Regions from separate parts of the Homo sapiens genome. Here all the other regions are linked to region 3. A link is a contact called in ENCODE Hi-C or POLR2A ChIA-PET data. All regions are on one chromosome and are shown on one strand. The core of a region is the stretch at or near the end of the contact, and the rest is flanking DNA. Distances in the headings are between cores, read along the strand shown. Region 1 holds the start of RDX (radixin). Region 2 overlaps LINC02732 (long intergenic non-protein coding RNA 2732). Region 3 has its middle 15 kb from the start of POU2AF2.

What was found. Hi-C counts contacts between places; a loop is a spot of excess contacts on that map. ChIA-PET counts read pairs that join two places held with the same protein, here RNA polymerase II (POLR2A). Pooled maps may share reads with other maps.
Region 1: a loop to region 3 is called in a map of B cell, with 6 times the contacts of the local background. The contact joins the promoter of RDX here to the enhancer-like site in region 3. A Hi-C loop is called at or near these places in 2 of 168 maps with a recorded cell type or tissue (B cell and chondrocyte) and 6 of 50 pooled maps.
Region 2: a loop to region 3 is called in a map of MCF 10A, with 12 times the contacts of the local background. The contact joins two enhancer-like sites. A Hi-C loop is called at or near these places in 5 of 168 maps with a recorded cell type or tissue (A673, CD4-positive, alpha-beta memory T cell, MCF 10A and 2 more), 4 of 37 single-sample maps with no recorded cell type and 20 of 50 pooled maps. POLR2A ChIA-PET finds 5 or more read pairs at or near these places in 1 of 52 experiments (CD8-positive, alpha-beta memory T cell).

The regions. Positions count from the first base shown.
Region 1 is chr11:110,294,931-110,299,017 of GRCh38, reverse strand. RDX (radixin) reads left to right here and starts at 2,404. Exons shown (of 14, transcript NM_002906.4): 1 at 2,404-2,551. RefSeq lists silencers at 2,022-2,821, 2,872-2,921, 2,932-3,031, 3,162-3,221 and an enhancer at 2,435-3,307.
Region 2 is chr11:110,371,545-110,375,859 of GRCh38, reverse strand. The region is part of intron 2 of LINC02732 (long intergenic non-protein coding RNA 2732); the gene reads right to left. It overlaps LOC107984385 (a long non-coding RNA gene), which reads left to right. Exons shown (of 2, transcript XR_007062885.1): 2 at 3,691-4,076. Among named protein-coding and RNA genes, the nearest start is that of LINC02732, 19 kb to the right of the region's middle. Within about 2 kb of position 2,284, at least 3 of the 41 ENCODE cell types and tissues checked have a DNase peak (open chromatin) inside an H3K27ac peak, as active enhancers do.
Region 3 is chr11:111,228,269-111,232,649 of GRCh38, reverse strand. No RefSeq gene overlaps it. Among named protein-coding and RNA genes, the nearest start is that of POU2AF2, 15 kb to the left of the region's middle. Within about 2 kb of position 2,114, at least 7 of the 41 ENCODE cell types and tissues checked have a DNase peak (open chromatin) inside an H3K27ac peak, as active enhancers do.

The DNA of each region.
Region 1 (4,087 bases), core at 1,155-3,654, 930 kb after region 3:
GCGACCTTCCCGCCCCAGCCTCCCAAAGTGTTGGGATTACTGGTGTGAGCTTCAGCACTGGCCAGTTATGAACATTCTTTTTGTTTTTTTGCTTTGTTTTTTTTTGAGAGGGAGTCTCGCTCTGTTGCCAGGCTGAAGTGCAGTGGCATGATCTCGGCTCACTGCAATCTCTGCCTCCCGGGTTCAAGTCATTCTCCTGCCTCAGCCTCCCAAGTAGCTGGGATTACAGGCGTGTGCCACCACACCCAGCTGAGGTTTGTATTTTCAGTAGAGACGGGGTTTCACCATGTTGGCCAGGATAGTCTCGGTCTCCTGACCTCATGCTCTGCCCGCCTCAGCCTCCCAGGAAGTGCGGGGATTACAGGCATGAGCCACCATGCCCTGCCATGAAAGTTCTTAGGGGTTGAATCACAGTGCCAAATAGCTTTATAAAGAGATTATTTCAGTTTACACTCCCACTCACCATGTCTGAGAGTACCCTTTTTATCTCACCAGCCTTGACTGTTATCTTTCACTTAAATATTTACTAATAGGATACCCAACTAAAATGTTGCAATTTTTGGTCTGTTTGCTGTTGCAGAAGATAGGATAAAATCAAGGCTTTTGGAGTCAAACATATATTTGGGTTTGGTCACTGCTCTGCCACTTCCTAGTTTTGTTACATTGGGGAAATTACTTACCTCTTTTTAAGCTGTCTTATTCATCGATTTTTTTTAAAGGGTCAATAATAGTATTTATCCCAGAGGGTTTTTGTAACCATTAAAAGAGACAGTCATGTAAAAGAATTTCACACCAGTGTCTGGCACCTGACCAACAACAGTGAATCCTTCACTTTCAGTTGCAAAAGTGTGTTATATAATTTCATTTGATTAGTGTACTATGTAGGAATTTACATAATACTTTTTTTTCTTACCTACTTCATGGGAAGTATTACGTAATACTTTGACTATGCCTGCAACCTGATGTGGTAGGCTGAACAATAACCAGGATAATTCTTGCACCCTAGGGAGAGGTAAGGAGTGATCTTTTGGTGGTCCCTAAGAACCACAAGAACCTATTTGGTCGCAAGTCACACACCTGGTTCCCATCCTTGAGGAATTTGCTATCTAAAGGCCCTTGAGTTTAACCCTTGAGTCTCTTGGGGGCTTTTAATTGTTCGGAGAGGTCTCAAAGGGCAATAGTGGAAACTCACTGAAGAGGCAGGCTAGTGAAAGTGATTTGCAGATATTTCCTGGAAAAGCTACTGTCTCACCTAAGGTAAATGCTAAGGCAGGAAGTATAGGAGTTATTTGTCCTATAAAAGTAAGTATACTCAGGCGTTTTGTTATTTGAATCTAAAGTTTGTTCACAAAAGATAAGCTAAAAAAAGTATTGCAAACAGGGCAAGCCAGGCGAATCTGATTTTGTGCGCTTGCTGTTTGTATACTCATAGCAAGTTTTGCTCCCTGAATCATCCCAGCAGACAATACTGAGGGGACTCAGCATGGATTAGATGACAGAAGACTGATCCAGAAGTCAGGAGCTTCCTGTCTCATCCCAGCCACTAACTAAAGTGAGTGGGCTAGACTTAGTCTTAAGATCGAATGCCTAACTTTCTCTAAATCTAGAATTATGTAGGTTTGGCGGCTCTTTGGGGCCCTACTTCCAACTTTTTCTTGCTAACCAACTCCTTCCAACTGCCAAAGCATGTCGTTGGTAATAAAAAATTATCACACATCCTTGCTTGGATTAAAATTTGCACTCCTGATTTGGGGTCTTATCCATTGAGGTTTTGGTGAAGTTTGAAAATTGTCGCTGAAAAATTAAGTTTTTCTAGTTGGCTAAAACCTGCCAAAATAATGTAAACGTTCTTTGTTGCAAATCTAAATTCCGCTCAGGTAGGCCCTTTTCTCCTTCCCAGTCCAGGATCTTCAAACCTAACAGCCAAGTCTCACGCTTCATTTGGTCCCCGGCTCCCTCTGGGAAGAATTCCTCCTCTGGGGGCGACGGCAACGCCCTCAGTGAGTTTGCTGGCACCAGCGGGAGTTTCAAGTTTCCACTCGTTGGGGAGGCGGCGGGCACACTCCGAGCTTTGGGCTGGGCGGCTCCGCTTCCCTCGACCGCAGGTTTAGCTGGAGCCCAGCGCTCTCTGGAAGGGCTCGACCCTCCGGCGCATTCGCCCTATTTCCCTGGGCGCTCCCGAGCCCGCAGCCACCCACCTCGCGTTGGCCGGCCCCAGACCGCGACCCCCGGCCACGCCCGGAGCCAGGCCTGCGGCTGCGAGCCTGCGGGAGGGGCGGGGCGGGGGCGGCCCCCAGCGGCGGCGTTGGCGCTCAGTCCGCGGCGCGAGGACGGCCGGCCGGCAGGGGGAGGCGGGGGGGCGCCGGGCAGCCCCGCCTTTTCCCGCGGAGGCGCCGAGCGGCCATATTGCGGAGCTGTCTGCGGTGGCGGCGGCGCCTCTCGTCTCCCGCGGGCCAGCGCTCGCACCACCGCTTCTCCCTCCCTGTCGCAGCCGCGCCGCCGCGCAGCGCCCCAGCCACACGCCGGCGGGCAGAAGCCGCCCGCTCTCCGGGTAAGGCGCGGCGCCCTCCCTTCCCCCACTCCCCGCTCCCGGTTCCTCCGGAGACGCTAAGGTGGCGGCGCGAAGTTGCGGGGCCCGTGCTGCCCGGCCGTGGCGCCGCCGCCAGGGCTTGGCGCGCCTCCGCTCGCGCCCAGCTGGCCGAGGCGCCACTGTGGTAACGGCCCGGCCGGCCAGGCTCCTCCCGGGGCTGGTAGGGGCCGCGAGGCCCTGCCCGAGTCGTGGCTGAGCCGCGGCCCGAACGTGCCTGGCCGGGCCAAAGTCGACCTTCGCCGCCGCGGGATTCTCCTTTCCTCGGGGCGCGGAGTCTGCCTTCAGCGCCGGTGTCGGACCCCCAGCGCCCTGGGGACGGTGGGCTCCCGCTGCCTGGACTGGGCCCCGGGCCCGGGCTGGCATGGTCCCAAGGGTTGTTTGAAAATCCAGATATTCAGCGTAGGTAGAATTCGATTTTACATTTATTAGAACTTGTTCCCCGGCCTCCAGTTTGAAAGGAGGGGTGTTAAATTACTAGAGAGCGTGCGTTCCGCCCCAGTGGCAAAGGGGATGTTGCATGACAGGCTTTGGGGCGCCAGTCGCTCCCGCCGCTCGCACCCGCCAGGCCAGGGCCGCGGTTCCCGGCCGCAGCTCTACCTGCTGCTGTTGCAGCTCTCGGAGCCCTGTAACTTTCTCGGGCCCTTGAGGCCGCTCAGTTTTAGTGTCTCAGACCCCACCAGACAAGTTCAGTACATGATATCCCTCTTTTCCTTTAAAGGATTCTAAACTCAATTCCCGGACTAACTTTGAAAGGGGGCAGTGCATTTTTGTTTTTTTTTTTTTTTCAGTTTAAACAGACTACATCACTTCCTAGACAGATGTCATGTTTCTTCAGACATTCCCAATATTTGGTGGTTTTTTTTTTTCCTTAAAGAGTAGTTACTAGGTTGGAAATGTGTTAAAAGTCAACTTCATAAAAATATATTTTAAAATACATTTGAGATTTTGGTGGAAGACACGTTGCTGAGGAACTCGATGGCATTCTTGTGGCACTAAGACTGGCAGGATGTAAATATAAAAGTCTAAGATAATAAGGGTTTATTTGATAAACGAGTACTTTGACATAGACATTGTAATCTATTGTTTAAGGAGCATACTTCTTTTTTTTTTTTTTTTTTTAGAACACTAAATACTCTTTTATATGACTGATGGAGCTAAGAAGGAACAATTACCCCGTTCATGTTGCTGGATAAATAATGGCTTGATCCATTTGCCAAAACAGCATCACTGGATTTGAGAAAGGAGACTAATATTCAGGATTGCAGTTTTTTATTTTCAGAATTTCTTTGCTTTCCCCAGTGTGCTTTATCTTCCAGAGATTAATAATACTTTCCTTCAAATACAGCAACATGTAAAACACTCCTTTTGAAGTTAATCGTATGCTGTAAAGACGATTGCAGTGACTTTCTTTGCTTAATCGCTTTTTTATATATGATGGAATTTAATAAACAGTTGGTATATTATTAGCAAGGAATGAATAGACATTGGCATTCTTTA
Region 2 (4,315 bases), core at 1,035-3,534, 860 kb after region 3:
CTCATAAGATTGCTTGGTAGCATAACGACCTCGGCGAATTTAAAGTGGAACTGAGGTCCTTAGTCTTAGTCCATTTGTGCTGCTATAACAAAGTATCTTACACTGGGTAATTTATAAACAACAGAAATGTATTGCTCACAGTTCTGGAGGCTGGGAAGTCCAAGATAAAGTGCCAGCAGGTTCAATGTCTGGTAAGGGCTCATTGCACAGAGATGGTACCTCTTGCTGCATTCTCACATGGTAGAAGGGAGCAAACAGCCTCCTTTTAATCTCCTTTACATTATCCCATTTATGAAGGCAGTCTTCATGACTTAATCACTTCCCCCAAAGTCTCCACCTCCATGCTATGACATTGAGGATTAAGTTTCAGCCTATGATTTTGGAAAGCATACCAACATTCAGACCATAGAACCAGCCAATGAGATTGTGGGCTATTCTTCCACCATACTCAATGGGCAAAGACATGGAGTAGGGCAGAGAGCTGGATTTAACCAGGGTTGGAGTTTGGCCAAGTGAGTTTAAAGTACAATTAAAAGGACAAGGGAGTTTGGGATCTATTCAAGAGGGTGACTATGATGGACCATCCAATTTCAGTTGGATAAGGAAGTTGAGGACAGCAAGTCACAGTCACAGTCTGAGCCAATTCTCAGTGGCCAGGGCTATAGAAGGACACAGGCCATAAGAAGATAAGGAGGAACCTTGCACTGCTGGCCTCTGACAGTGAGTAGAACCCAATCTCTCTCTAAGCCAGTGACCCAATTTCCTCTGTCTTAAACAGCTCATAGTACAGCTGGCTCTTTCTCATTCTTCAGGCTGCTGTGAAATCTTCCCTGACTTCCCCAGCATAGGACACAGATCCTCCCTGCTGTTCTTAATAACACACTTTTTTTTTTATTTCTTTCAGGGCTTCTCACCATCTGGTTATTTTATTGATTTGTTTACATGTTTATTGTCTGTTTTTCCCACCAGAATGCAAGCTCCACAAGGCCAGGAATCTTTCCTGTCCAATTCACCACAGCAGCCTCAACCTGGCAGACAGTTCAGCATACAGTAAATATTCAAGAAATATTCATTTAACAAATTAGTTGATATTCTGGGTTGCTTGAAATGCTAAGCACTATACTAAGATTTTTATACACATTTTCTCATTTACCTCTCATCAGTCAAATATTTACTAGGGAAAAGCTGAAGCTTAATGAAGTTATATAATTTGCCAAAGGTCACAGAGCAAAGCCAAAATTTGAAACCCAGTCTTTCTGATTCTGAAATCCCTCTTCTCACCTTTGCAACTTTCATAAACAAATATTTTGTAAACCAAGCAACCATGCCTTATGCTAAGGTTTATACAAGAAAGCCAAAGAAAAAAGGAGGAAGGAGGAGATGCAAGAAAAGTGGCTGTGGCCCTAATTTTTGTTACGGCTATGGCATCTGTTCATGTGCAGACATTCTATAGAGTTCCAAATTAAATCTGCTTTCTGATTCTGGGTTCAAAGTTGGGTTTGGTTTGTTTGTTTGTTTGTTTTTGAGATGGAGTCTCGCTCTGTTGCCCAGGCTAGAGTGCAGTGGCGCCATCTCAGCTCACTGCAACCTCTCCCTCCTGGGTTCAAGCAATTCTGTTTTGTAATCCCAGCACTTTGGGAGGCCGAGGTGGGTGGATCATTTGAGGTCAGGAGTTCGAGACCAGCCTGGCCCACATGGTGAAACCCACCTCCACTAAAAATACAAAAATTAGCCAGGCGTGGTAACCTGCGCCTGTAGTCCCAGCTACTCAGGAGGCTGAAGCAGGAGAATCGCTTGAACCCAGCAGGTGGAGGTTGCAGTGAGCCAAGGTTGCACCACCGTACTCCAGCCTGGATGACAGAGTGACACTCTGTCTCAAACCAAAAAAAAAAAAAAAAAAAAAAAAAATTAAAGAAGGAAAAGATGCAAGATCTTTGTTTAAGAGCCACTACGTTTCCTCCTTATATCTTCTTCTTCTTTTCTTCTTGCTTTGTCAACTTCCTTTCAACACACTGCCTCCTTTCTCCTGAAGTATTTGTTTGGCATCTCCCAAAGTATAAAAGAGTCAAACTTAAAAAGGATACTAGCGGGTATGAAAGCAACAAAACAGAATATACAAAAATCTTGATCACCCATAAAGATCTAGGATATCAGAGAAATGTGTATACATGTGATCAGGAGATAGTGAGTTCAGGAGTAAAGGAGAACAAAACCAAATGATAATGACTCACATGTAAAAGAAAGGGAAGGTTGTGAAATTGTTTGCTACATTAGTACATGGGACAAAAATGTGATTGAAATTGTGTCATTCTTCTAATAACATGAATGTCACAAGTAAAACTAAAACTAGCAAGAGAATGTGAATAAAAGGCCCAGCTTGAAATCTCAAGCTTTCAGAAATAATGTTTTTCTATTTGCATCTCTTAGTACTGCTACAGAAAATGACTCATACATAGAAGGTCCAGAAAGGAACTAAATTACAGTGCTTTAAAACAAAACAATTACCCTGTCGTACTCTCAGTTGTCTTTAAATGAGCAAAAAGAAAGCTGAGATAGAAACCTCCTTATTCACAGCCTACACAGAAGCTCGTATGAAGGCAAATGGCTATTTTTGCCTCGGGGTGTGCCAGAATCAGGGTGAAAACTTGAACCATTTGCATTCTTTCAGGTTCAGTTTGAGGAGTAGCCAGACCTGTCATCCCTGGGAGGTCGGATCAGGGACCTAGCGTGCTTTGTCCTCTTACCACCCACTGCATGAATTGCAGTGACAGGCTTGAAGGCCACCAAGTGTGTCACTCCTTGTAAGACTGGGAAGGGCTGGAAAGAGTGTAAGGGTATCATTCCTTACCACATAGTCTCCCCACTCTTATTTGTCTATAGGAGTAAAGCTAAGTGCCTATGATACTCCTGCTTGGTGCCTGGAGCTGAGGTGTTCTCCTAAGGTAAAGGGTGATCCTGGAGAAGGGGCTTTCCATTCTCCATGCACAGATGGACCTGTCCATCACTCACACCCTCCAGAATCCACAGTGAGCAAAGGCAATTTCTCCAAAATTATATCTATTTTATTTTACTTTCTTTTTTTTTTTTTTTGCATTTTTGCATGTTACAGGAAAATAAATGTGTTTTAATTTTTTTATCTTAAGACCTAATCACTTTTATTTCATATCCAGGGAGAAAAGACAAAATATTTTAAAATTGGCAACCGGGCATGGTGGCTCATGTCTGTACTCCCAGCACTTTGGGAGGCCGAGATGGGCGGATCACTTGAGGTCAGGAATTCAAGACCAGCCTGGCCAACATGGCAAAACCCCATCTCTACTGAAAATACAAAAAAGAAAAAAAAATTAGCCACCTTGGATGTGGGCATCTGTAATCTCCGCTACTCAGGAGGCTAAGGCAGGAGAATCACTTGAACCCGGGAAGTGGATGTTGCAGTGAGCTGAGATTGTGCCACCGTACCCCAGCCTGGGTGACAGAGCAAGATTCCATCTCAAAAAAATAAAATAAAATAATAAAATTAAAAATTGGCATTTGGGATAACAAGGAAGCTCCATTCTGAAATAGATTCCAATTAGATCAAAGATTGAAATGCTAAAAGGAAATTGCAAGGCACTAGAGGAAAACACGGAAAGAACCCCCATTAAATATTGTAGACTGACCATATGCTTTCATCTTCTCTCCCTGTCGTAGGCTAAATAATGGCTCCCAAAGATGTGTCTACATCCTAATCTCCAGAATCTGTGAATGTTACTTTATGTGGCAAGTACGTGGCAGATGTAATTAAGTCAAGGATCTTTGGATGGTTATCCTGAATTATCTGGGTGGGCCCTAAATACAATCACAAGTGTCCTTATAGGAGAGAGGCTGAAGGAGATTTGGTACCAACAGAAGAGGAGGAGGAAATTGTGATCATGCAGAAACTGGAGTGATGGAGTCACAAGCCAAGGAATGCCAGCAGCCACCAGAAGCCGAAAGAGGCCCTGCCAACACCTTGATTTAGGCCTAATGAAACTGAGTTTAGATTTCTGGACCCCAGAACTGTGAAAGAATAAATTTCTGTTGTGTTAAGCCCCTAATTTTGTGGTAATGTGTCACAGCAGCCCTTGGAACCTAATACACTCCCCAAGCCATCACAATGACGGTTAAGGGAAGTAAAACGATAAAATTCATAAAGATAAAGAGAATAACAGAAAAGGATTTCAATAAGTGTTTGGAAGATGGAAAAGGAAAGAATGAGAAGCAACTTACTTATCAGAGTAGAGAAAATTACCTGAGAGCCTGGAGAAAGGGAAGTGAATAAGACAGAGTCAGTTCT
Region 3 (4,381 bases), core at 865-3,364:
TTCCTCATTTGATCCCTGCAGATCTCTCTATTGTATTTGTTTTTCTTCTCTCAACTGTACTTATTCCTTTACTTGCTTTGTGTTCCCATTAGATCTTGAGTTCTGAGAAGGCTGAACTACCTATCTCCTGTAAAATGTGACCCAGAACCTTTTAAATAGTAAGTGCTCAAATATTTACTGAACATAGGGAAATTCTCTGAAAGGTGGTGAGGAAATAAAATGGAAGAGTCACTGAATGACTGAGTCCAGAAAAATAGCTTGATATTTTTCTGAACTGTAACATGAGAGATAAATAAACTTTATTTTGAAGACACTGTAACTCAGGGCCTGTTACAGCAGTTTAGCCTTTCAGGCATATACAATTGGAAACACGACTATGTTAAGTATGTTATGACATAAATACATCACTAATATAGACATAGGAAGGCTCATTCATTCATTGATCCCTGGGGATGATCAGTTCTGTATGATAAATAAATAAAGACCCAAGGGAGATCCCTTTAGCCTACATAAGTTTAGGGAGCTCTTCAATGGCCTGAGCTTTTGCAATAAGGAGAAACAGCAGTCTGGCAGCTGTGGCAGGAATCTGAGATCAAGTGGAGAGGCTCCTGACACGACTCTGACCAGCAAAACCATCTGACCGCTAGTGAGACTGAGCCCTGAGCTCAGCTTAGAACAAAAGGTGAAGTCACACTTCACTCAAGGATAGAGTCAACATTAAAAAGTGAAAATAAAGGTGAGTCAAAATAGAAAAGAGAGAACGGGGCAGGGGAGCCTGAAACTTTAGGGAGCTGAGTTACAGAGGCTAAAGGAAAGGTGAAGGAGTGAGTTGCAGTGTCAGTCCTGATATGCCCGAAGGGCAAGTCCTTGATGGTCAAATAGAAGAAATGCCATCCTCTGCCTTGGTCTGAATACTGAGGGGTTGCTGGGGCTGGGGTGCCTGGAGAGCAGATGTAACAAAGCCCAGGGGCAGAGAGAAACATCTAGAGTATCATTCTTAGAAAACATAACAGAATATCAATGCCTGCAGGGTCAAGGGTTCCATCACACCTTGCACGCTGCTAACCTGAACAGACTTGGGACCAAATCTGTACAGACTGACCATCATTCAACCTGGCATAAATTGACACTAAACTTGGCCACTTCCTGAATCTGATTTTGTCTGTTTTCCACCTCTCCTGTCTGATCCTTTGAATGCTTGAAATTTCCCCATCTCCCCAGGTTTCTAGAGGTGGAGTGAGGGAGCCCAATCAGCTGCCTAGTTTCCTGAGGTTGGACCCTGGCACAAACCCTTCTTATCAACCATCCTGAATTGACTTCACCAGTTGACAGCCTCATCTGCACCTGACACCAATGTATGAACATTGCTCAGAGTTCTAGAAGCTGTATTTAAACCTCTCCCCTCAGACTGAATCTCCTATCTGCCCTCCTTTCCCTAACTCTCCTTATTCACATGCCTAATCTAGACTACAGTTCTTTTGGGGGTGTTGAAATCCATTGACCTGACCTACTAACCTCCCTCACATAAAAGTTCTTGACCCTGGCCGGGCGCGGTGGCTGACGCCTGTAATCTCAGCACTTTGAAAGGCTGAGGTGGGCGGATCACCTGAGGTCGGGAGTTCGAGACCCCTGGCCAACATGGCGAAACCCCGTCTCTACTAAAAATACAAACATTGGTCAGATGTGGTGGCACGAGCCTATAGTCCCAGCTACTCGGGAAGCTGAGGCAGGAGAATCGCTTGAACCCGGGAGGCGGAGGTTGCAGTGAGCCCAGATCGGGCCATTGCACTCCAGCCTTGGCAACAAGAGCGAAACTCCGTCTCAAAACAAAACAAACAAACAAAAACAAAAAAACCCGAACAACAACATAATAGTTCTTGACCAGGCTGGCATAAAAAGGACATCTTTTAATGATGCGTAGCTGTAGGCTAGAGGGGAATGCAGAAAGGAGGCTTTGAGCATGAGTAGTTTTTGCTTTCGATTCCCTTTTCCTGCCTTGGGCGATCACGATTTCCCCTCTTGCCTCCTTTCACCAGGGACATTCATTTGGGAGTATTTTCAGTTTAAGCCACTAGGTGGTGCCTCAACCCTATCCGCAGCTCGCCAAAAGGGCTTGCCCCGGCAGCTGGGCAAGAGCGAGGATTTTTTTGGGAACTGCAGTGACCTGGAAGGAAGGTACTCTTTTCTTCCTGAAAATCGCGGACATCAACCTGAAATGCTCCTTCCATGACTGGTTGCAGAGAAGGAATCCATTTCCCGACCTTCCCTGCCTATCCCTCCAATTCTTTCCCCTACGCTTTGCTGTGGATCACTACATAGCATGGCACATAGAGGAGGTGCCTCTTTCTCTGAGTGGTCTGGGCATGCAGAACTCTCTAGTTTACCACAGGTGGGAAAGCCATGTGGTTAAGGGCACAGGCTCTGAATCTATAGGGCCAGGTTTGAATCCCGGCTCCACTTACAAATGATGTAAACATGGGCGAGTCACATAGCTTCTCTGTGCCTCAGTTTCCTCATCTGAGAAATGGGGAGAAAGACATTGGCCTGTCTCAGGATTGTTCCATTGTAATGATGTAGCTGTTATTTATTAGCACTAGATTTATTTGATCCAGTTAGACACTAGATGAAACCAAGCAAACTTTGGTCCTTGGTAGGCTCCATTTGCCATCTTCCTGGCCCTCACGATAAAATACGAGCCCACATCTTTTCTAGTCTTCTAAGAAGGATTCTTGGTATGCCTCCTCCTTCCAGGACTGAGAGAACGCTACTTCTCCTTCTGACCACAAAGCTGACACAAGATTGGTAATCTGCTCCCCTGGCCTTGAATTTTTTTCTGTGGGAGGCAGAACCCCTACACTGTAACTCCAGCGTTCCAACTCAAAGTTGGCTGCCCCGCCCCCCACATCCTGCCCACAATCAGCTTGCTCTCGGCACTCCCTTCCCTTGTAACCATTGTGCATCTAACTTGGCACTTTTGTTCTGGTTTACATTTCTGGGTACTCTGATATAAAACCTTTGAAATCAGTTTGGTATAAAATCATTTATTCAGTGATTCTTATAGCCAGGTACTGTGCCAATATGCTTTGTATCTGCTGGGCATTGTTACTGGAGTGCGTGTCTTCCCTCCCAGCAGTCTAGGGGTGGGAACCGGCTCTCCTGTCTGTCTCCACATTGCAAACAGTAGGGACTGCAAAGTCATTGGTTCACTGGCCAACTATTGGATGCACGGAGCTGTGAAGGGAGAGAACACAGTCAGCCCCCTGGATACAGTAGTCCTCTATTCTTTATTAAGTTTAAAATGAAATTCCCATCTTCTTAGGGGCTTACTCTGAAAATCACTAAGAGAATAACCTCTACTCTATTGATAACAACTCTTGGCCTCTCCGACTTCTCTGAACTGTTTGTGCTTTATGTCCTTCCAATTTGTCCTCCAGTTAGTGGCTTCTTGACTGACTGTTGGGGGTAAGTGAGGACTGGATAATGGGGAAAATAAAATCTTCCACGAGCTGAGGATTTTTGAGATGATCCCCCTCAGGTGTCAGGGTCTTGAAGCCTTGGGAGCCGTTCCCTGCCGCTAAACAGCTGTTTGATTTCCTCAGCTGGAGAACTAGCCCTTTCTTCCTGACCGGCTCACGCAGGAGCTGAACCTTTTGGTCAGGAGAGGATTTCTGTGTCTACACACAAAAGATATACATAGTCTCACTCATCCCTGACAAACAGATTTGTGCCTTGGATTCTGTGGTGAAAATATTTTGTTTTTTTTTTTCTTTTATTAAAGCTTGCCCATTTTTTGTTGAAGGCTGCTGAAGGATGTTGAGTGGTCCTTCTCCTGATATCCCTAAATGGGCACTAGGGCCATAGCTGGAAACAAGAGGTGTGAACTATCTTCCATTGTAAGGAGACCCACCAAGCCCTGGAGGTCCCTGGAAGCCACCCCCACCCAGACTGGTTAGGAGGTAACGAGTAGCTCCTTCTACCATTAGCCACTTGTATCCCTCTCGCAAGTCTACATAAGAAAACTAGGAAGGGGGTGCTATGGTTTGAATCTGTGTGTTCCCCCAAAATTCATTATGATGGAACCTAAGACCCAATGTGATAGTATCAAGAGGTGGGGCCTCTCAGAGGTGATTAGGCCACGAGGGCTCCACTCTCGGAAATGAGATTAGGGCCCTCGTGAAAGGGTTCAAGGGAACTAACTCAGCTCTTTTTGCCCTTCTGCCTTATGCCATATGAGGACACACTGCCCCTTCTGCCATGTGAAGATGGAGTAAGAAGTCCCTCACCAGACACCAAATGCTGGTGCCTTGATTTTGGACTTCCCAGCCTCCAGAACTGTAAGAAATAAATTTCTTTGTAAATTACCTAGTCTAAGTCTAAGATA